Linked DNA regions of Mus musculus: region 1 is linked to region 2. Evidence: chromatin contacts called from ENCODE Hi-C data. All regions are on one chromosome and are shown on one strand. Each heading gives the region's core, a stretch centred on a gene start or an enhancer-like site at or near the end of the contact. The rest is flanking DNA. Distances are from core to core; before and after follow the strand shown.

Region 1 (3,750 bases), core at 882-3,381, 960 kb before region 2:
TTTGGGTCTCTCATTCTAGGATGAAGGAGCCCTCCCCTTGACTGTGACACTGTTCAAGCTTGAAAACCACCATTGCAGTTTTATTTCAAGGTAGTTGCTTCTCGTATACAGGGTCTGGAGTGGGGCTGTGGTAACAGAAAGGGCTGGGAACATGTAAGTACACCAGAGGGGTCTTGTTCACAGAGTGGGGATTGTTGTATCTTCATAATCCTTTGAGACAGGGTCCCACTAGATAGGTTAGGTCGGTCTCAAGTAAAGAATTCTCCTGCCTCAGCCTGTAAAGTGCTGGGATTAATGTGAGCTCCCACACCTACCTGTATCAGTAATTCTTTTTTTTTTTTTTTTTTAAAGATTTATTTATTTACTTATTATATGTAAGTACACTGTAGCTGTCTTCAGAAACCCCAGAAGAGGGCATCAGATTTCATTACGGATGGTTGTGAGCCACCATGTGGTTGCTGGGATTTGAACTCGGGACCTTCGGAAGAGCAGTCGGAGCTCTTAACCACTGAGCCATCTCGCCAGCCCCAGTAATTCTTTTTGTTTAGCTCTGTTCGATTAATTTTGTTTTATGGGTCTGAGTGTTTTGCCTGCATGCATGTATGTGTAGCCATGTGACTACTTGGTGCTCACAGAGGTTAGAAGGCATCAGAATCCCTAGAACTGGAGTTACAAATGGCTGTGATCCATCACACGGATGCAGGGCACAGAACTCCTCATCCTTTGCAGGAGCGAGCGCTCCTAACTGCTGAGCTATCTGTCTAACCCAACACTGTTTTTGAGGCAAGACCTCACTATATATGTAGCCCAAGCTGGTCTTGAATTCACTATTTGACCAGATTGGTCTTGAACTCACAGAGATCCTCCTGCCTCTGCCTCTGGAGTGCTGGGATTAAAAGTGTGTACACTTGACTTCAGTTTTTACTTCTTTTTTCGAGACAGGGTTTCTCTGTGTAGCCCTGGCTGTCTTGGAACTTGCTCTGTAGACCAGGCTGGCCTGGAACTCACAGAGATTCTCCTGCCTCTGCTTCCAGAGTGCCACTGCCACCTGGCTCATTTTCACTTCATTTTTATTGCTAGAACATGTGAGGTGGACTGATGGGAGAGGAGAATGAGCAGGTGTGGTAAAGCTTAAATTAGGGCAGACTGGGAAACACCACTGCTAAGACCACTGACTGCTGAGGCTCAGGGTCTCATCTAGATAGTGTGAAGTTAGAAAGGAGCTAGCATGTATACTTGATCGCACATGCCAGCAGTTAATATGGGTGCTGTTAGAAACATAACTTTTTTAAAGAAACCCTCTAGACTAGATGGCTATGACTACCCTATTTGATGTGAAGGGGAAACTTGGGCACTCAGAGGAAAGCTATTTGTCCAAGTTCACATACTGGGTAGACCCAGGTTCTCTCTGGCTCGAAACTCTTAGAACTGTTCAACAAATTAATATTTTGCCCATGTGGCATCTACAGGGTATGGGGGGCACTAAATTTATTTTGTTGAGTAAATAGAACACAGAAGAAAGTCCTTTCTCCTTGCCTGCACAGTAACTTTGGTGTGACAATTCAGGGTCAAGCTCTATGTGAACACAAACACAGCCTCGTCGGGTGTTGTGAGATTTTGATGAAGGTGGGTGTTTCTTTTTCTTTTCTTTTGATAGTGTTGGGGAATCAAACCTAGGGCTTTGTGTTTGCCTGGCAAATGTTCTGCCGCTGAGCTACACTTTTAGCGCATTCCCATACATGGTAACCCCTAAACTCATACAAAAATTTTAGGACCCTCAATATCCTACAAGACAGGGGTTATCTGGGTCTGAGCCATCAGCCCCTTCCCCACCCCATTCGCCAGTCTCGGAAAGCTACTGATGTGTGTGCGCTTGCGTGTGTGAGAAGGGTGTAGTAGTGGGAGATGGGGGTAAAGGAATCAAACTCCCTAGACCACGACGCGCACGAATTGGAGCAGGCGCAGAGCAGCCCCTTCTAGACGTCAGGCGGGGCCGAAGTGCGGGCGGGGCCCCGAGGGCGCGGGCCAGAAAGCAGATGCGATGCGCGGACTACAAGTCCCAGAATGCGTCGCGGCCCCGATCCGGCCCCCGCTGTCGCTTAAAGGCTCCAACAACCACAGCCGTCGGGTAGTGGAGGCTTTCGCTTTGCCGCCGCGTCTGGGCGGGAGGAGGAGCGGACTGGGCAGCAGGCTTTCGGGACTGCAGGCTTAGGCGGCGCCAAGGGGCGCTCCTAGTGCAGCCTTCCTGGCTCGGGGCTTTCCTGCCGAGGCGCCCGTGTCCCCGGGCTCCTCGCCTCGGCCCCCAGCGGCCCCGATGCCGAGGCATGGATAGAGCGGCGTTGCGCGCGGCAGCGATGGGCGAGAAAAAGGAGGGCGGCGGCGGGGGCGCCGCGGCGGACGGGGGCGCAGGGGCCGCCGTCAGCCGGGCGCTGCAGCAGTGCGGCCAGCTGCAGAAGCTCATCGATATCTCCATCGGCAGTCTGCGCGGGCTGCGCACCAAGTGCTCAGTGTCTAACGACCTCACACAGCAGGAGATCCGGACCCTAGAGGTAAGGGGCCGTTGCGCCCCACGTCCGGACCCGGCGGTGGCCCGGGAGCCGCCCCACTGCTTTCCTTCCCGAGTTGCATCCTGCAGCGGGGTTGCTGGCTGGAGTCTTCCTCCCTTTCCCGAGCTCTCTGATGCGGCAGCGTGAGGACCTACGACCAGCTCTCACTTTGGAAGAATTTAGGGGAGGGGGGTGTTAGCGTGGAACTGGATCGAGTCTCGAAGACCAGCGTGCCGAGTAGGATGCACAGGGCACCCCACTGCAAACCCCTTTCCGCCTTCACCCTATTTCCAGTGCCCACAGTAGTCATTGTCCCACTGAATCACGCGCCGGTCTTTTCTCCGTGTGCTTTAAGTCCGGTAGCGTGGGCTGGGGCGATGTGGGGGACGTCCCTTGAAGTGTGAGCGTCGATCGATCGGTGGCACTGACTTTCCCCTCACTCCCCACTCTCCTTGTTGTCCGTTTCTTTCCTTTCCACCAGGTCTCTGCCGCTTTTCAAAAAGTGTTTGCTGAAACAGCATTTTTGCTGTTCAGGCGTTGGGGTGCTTGTCTTTGGAGATGTCACAGCGGTTCACTGCTTAAAATGAAATTACCCTTTGACTTCCCTACTCCACCCCAAACACTGAGCTTTGGCCTAGGAAGGATTATACTGGGGAAGGGAACCTTTGGTAAGAACAGGCTACTTAAGGGGGTTGCTGACAGAGATAACCTGGAGTGCAATGAGGAAACAAGATGTGTGAGCTCTCTTCTCTCAAATTATACAGTTGGGAAGTGCAGCATTAAAACGATTTGGAAGAACCAGCCAGAAAGGTGGTTGGCATTTCAGAAGGGGACGCTCCCCCACCCCCTTACACATTGGGGGGGAAACTAGTGCCTTCCCAACTTGCTTTTGCCCAGAGACTGGAAGACCTTTGAAAGTGAAGGGGTTATTTAGTAACTCTTTCCCTAAGAAGGGCCTTTCCCTGGCATTGCCACATTTGGTTTCTGTAGGTCTGAGGATGTCTTGTTAGATACATAATACCCTTTCTCTCTCCTCTCTCTCTCTCTCTCTCTCTCTCTCTCTCTCTCACACACACACACACACACACACACACACAATTGCTAATTGCATCTGCCAGCTGTCCTAGAGCCAGCTGATGATTGCTGTAATTATTACAAGACCAGCCCTCCCTCCTCTCGCACCACAAGCCTGAATCCTTGTTTG
Region 2 (3,599 bases), core at 1,050-3,549:
GGCAAGTCCCTACCGCTGAGCTAGAGACAGCACTTAGATACATTCTCTTTTCCCAATTGATCCCAACTTCTTTCTTTCTTTCTTTCTTTTTTTTTTTTTTTTTTTTGGTTTTTCGAGACAGGGTTTCTCTGTATAGCCCTGGCTGTCCTGGAACTCACTCTGTAGACCAGGCTGGCCTCAAACTCAGAAATCCGCCTGCCTCTGCTTCCTGAGTGCTGGGATTAAAGGCGTGCACCACCATGCCTGGCTTTGATCCCCTTTTCTAAAACCTCCCTGGACTTTCCCATCCTGTTCTGGCATCCTCACATACTTGGTGTGTTCCAGGGATGCCACGTCATTCAGGTTGAAGACAATGATGATGGCTGAAAGAGTGACAGAAACAGCTGCAGACTGACAGGAAGATGAATGGATGGATGTCTTTGCCTTTTCCCTGTCCATCACCTCTCCTCAGAACACTGACTGATGTGCTCTTAGACTTCCTGCATTCCAGAGCCAAATCCCTACCTTGAGCTCCACGGTAGTAGGTGGAAGCAATGCACTTGAACCTTTCCTGACCAGCCGTGTCCCAACTGGAAGAAAGGAGAGCAGAACCCAGATAATAGGGTGTGCAAAATGGGATGACAAGGCTATCTGGAAGGAGTGGAAGAGACACTCACAGTTGGAGACTGAAGGGGACACCCAAGACTTCAAATCGTTCCATCTCAAAATCCACTCCGATGGTAGCCTTGTAATTCTTATCGAAGGTGTCTTTGCAGAACCTAAGGAGACACCAAGTAGCCTGTAGCCCCGCCTACCCTGTTAAACTGGATCCAGCTGAGTCTTTGCCCGGCCAAGCTCCAGTACCCTGTTACCTATTAATGAGACAGGTCTTCCCCACAGATAGGTCTCCCACAACGATGACCTTGGATATCTTAAATCTGTTGGACAGAAGAGTGGATGGACAGAGAAAATCCATATCAACTAAGGTACATTACCATAGATAGGCAGGTCTCCCTGGAAGCCCAGAAAGTCCTGCACAGATGTGCTGTGGAGCAGTGTTCAACATTAGGGACTTTCAGACCTGTTTTTCTGGAGTGATGGGGGAGGAAGTCGTGTAGTGCTGGGGGTAGCCTAGGAGGGCTCTGCACATGTTAGAATAGTGTGATCGTTCACTCTGTCTCTGTCTGTCTGTCACTCCTCCCCGCTCTCAGATACCCCGCCCCCGACTAGAGGTTCTATGGGTGGTGTGACTCTCCCTGTTGGATGTCTTTTCCATAGGCTCACAACCTCAATGGGAGGAAACTGGGAGAACATCAGAACTGAGGCATAACCTTGTAACCACAAAGGGGTGAATGACTTCAAAGTTTCTTGAGTAATTTTTTAGCTAGGAGTGTCCCTAACTCACCCCACGGTGCCTGTCCGGTGCTCCTGGCAGGCGCAAGTGACGCGGGGGTGGAAGTCTTTGCGCACGTGCAAAGCGGCCTCTTTCTTCAGGCACTGAGAGGAACATTGTGAGAATGGAGCTTTTGTGCCATAGCCAAGCAGCCCTGGGCTGGGGGTGGGGTGGGAAGCGGACCACCCAGGAGCAGCGGGCCTTGCAGGGCGACGGGGCTGGGCCACCTTCTCCCCGCCCACACTCAGCGACAGCCAGAGGCCCGACGTGGCCCTGGTGCCTACCTGGGGCAGCTCCGCCAGGACGCGGTCCCTCCGCACGGGCGCCAGAATGTTCATCTTGTCTGCGGCCTTGCGGGGCTCCCCGGGAAGGCGCAGAGGCCTGATCCGCCCCGGCGGCCGGGACCCGTGGAGACCCGACGATTATCCGCGGCCGCGGGGTACCGACAATCACCCGGGGCCACGGAGAGCCTGTGGGAGCCCTCGGCCTTGGAGACGCTACGACCACCGCGGGCCAAGGGGACGAGACAATCACCCCGGGTCTGGGAGAGCCCACAATCACCCGAGCCCGGGGCGTCCCGAAGACCACTCGGGGGCGGGGAGATCCCCCGGCCGCTAGTTGTGGGCGGGGAGTCGCGTCCCGGGGAGCCCGGGCCCGCGCGGATCCTACAATGACACGGGGTCGGATAGCCCCTACGATAACCCGGGGCCGCGGAGACCCGACGACAACTCGGGGCTGGGATGGCCCTACCATAACAGAGAGGCCTGGGGGGGCTCGGGGCCGCCCCGCCACACGGGGTCACTTTGCGCAGGGGCAGCAACTGCCGACGCCCTCGACCGGTGAGAGGAGGGGGCGACAACCCTAGACGCGCAGCGAGGCCCGCCGTCCCACTCTGCGAGCGTTGCAACACGATCCCCGGAAATTCCTGGAGAAGGGCCGCCCCCTGCCCCGCACCCCGTCGCTCCCGGGTTTGCAGCCGCCTTCAGCGCGGCCCTCGCCAACCCCCTCCTCTCCTCTCCTCCTCGCGCGCTGCCCGGGCTCCAGATGCCCTACCCAACGCCAGGACCGCCTACACCCAGACTGGAGCCTTTCCAGACTGGGATCCCTTAAGTCTCTCCCCTCCATCTCCCTGTTGGAGCCGCGTCTTCCCCGGGACCACTTACCCAACGGAACTGGTGATGGGGAACCCGTGATTGTAGCACAGCATCTGGCAAGACCCGGAGCCGCCGAGGGGAAAAGGGGGAGAGAAGGGGCCCAAGGAGAGGCGGTGCTTCCCTCCACGACTCCAGGCCTGGCACATGACTCATAGAGTCTGCCCCTGCTCGCCCTTCTGCCCTGGGAGGTGAGAGGGATCTCCTAACGGGGGTGTCAAGATCTGAACGAGGTGTCCACTAAGGACCAGACGTCCCAGATCTGTTGACTTCTCCCGTCGAGCCTCCTTCCATGAAAGATAAAGAAGTGTTAGGTAGACTGTGAAACTTCGTCTTTTGGCGTGGTCACTCACCACTATGGGATTGCAGAACCCTGCTTCTAATACGGATGAACATTTTCTAGCCGGAATAGAACAGTCAAAACCAGAACAGCTTTTCCTTTTTGTACACACACACCGCCCGCGCAAAGAAGAAATTGATATATGTTTATATGTTTGGAGCTAAATTTGAAGATACAAAAATGAGTGGAATACAGTATTAGAAGGGGAAGACTAGTTCAGGATTGAGGACTATGAAATTATTCACAAGAAAAACTAGAGTAAGAGAAATCACAGCTGTCTCAGCTGTGGCTAAAACTACTTAAGGATCATTACTGGCGTCTAGCACGGGGGCTGACACCTGTGGTTCTAGCACTTATGAGGCTGGGGACTTTACTTTAAAGCCAGCCTGGACTACAGAGTATGACTTTTGTCTTTTTTTTTTTTTTTTTTTTTTTTTGGTTTTTTTCGAGACAGGGTTTCTCTGTATAGCCCTGGCTGTCCTGGAACTCACTTTGTAGACCAGGCTGGCCTCGAACTCAGAAATCCGCCTGCCTCTGCCTCCTGAGTGCTGGGATTAAAGGCGTGCGCCACCTTGCCCGGTGACTTTTGTCTTAAAATAAATCTGGATGTGATGCACTTGGAGGCAGAGGTAGACCTTTGTGAGTTTGAAGCCAACCTGATTTACTTAAAGAGCTCCAGGCAATTCAGAGTTGTGTTGTGAGGTCCTGTCTCAAGAACTAAGAGGAGGAGGAGAGG

What was found. A loop is a pair of places that touch in the nucleus more often than their neighbours do.
Region 1: a map of regulatory T cell shows a loop between it and region 2 (7-fold over the local background). The contact joins the promoter of Ksr1 here to the promoter of Rab34 in region 2. A Hi-C loop is called at or near these places in 3 of 37 maps with a recorded cell type or tissue (T-helper 17 cell, T-helper 2 cell and regulatory T cell).

The regions. Positions count from the first base shown.
Region 1 is chr11:79,144,854-79,148,603 of GRCm38, reverse strand. It overlaps Ksr1 (kinase suppressor of ras 1), which reads left to right and starts at 2,131. Exons shown (of 19, transcript NM_013571.3): 1 at 2,131-2,549. The coding sequence starts at 2,325.
Region 2 is chr11:78,187,448-78,191,046 of GRCm38, reverse strand. Rab34 (RAB34, member RAS oncogene family) reads right to left here and starts at 2,299. Exons shown (of 10, transcript NM_033475.3): 1 at 1,657-2,299; 2 at 1,385-1,476; 3 at 852-917; 4 at 657-758; 5 at 505-569; 6 at 311-362. The coding sequence starts at 1,710. RefSeq lists an enhancer at 1,276-1,508.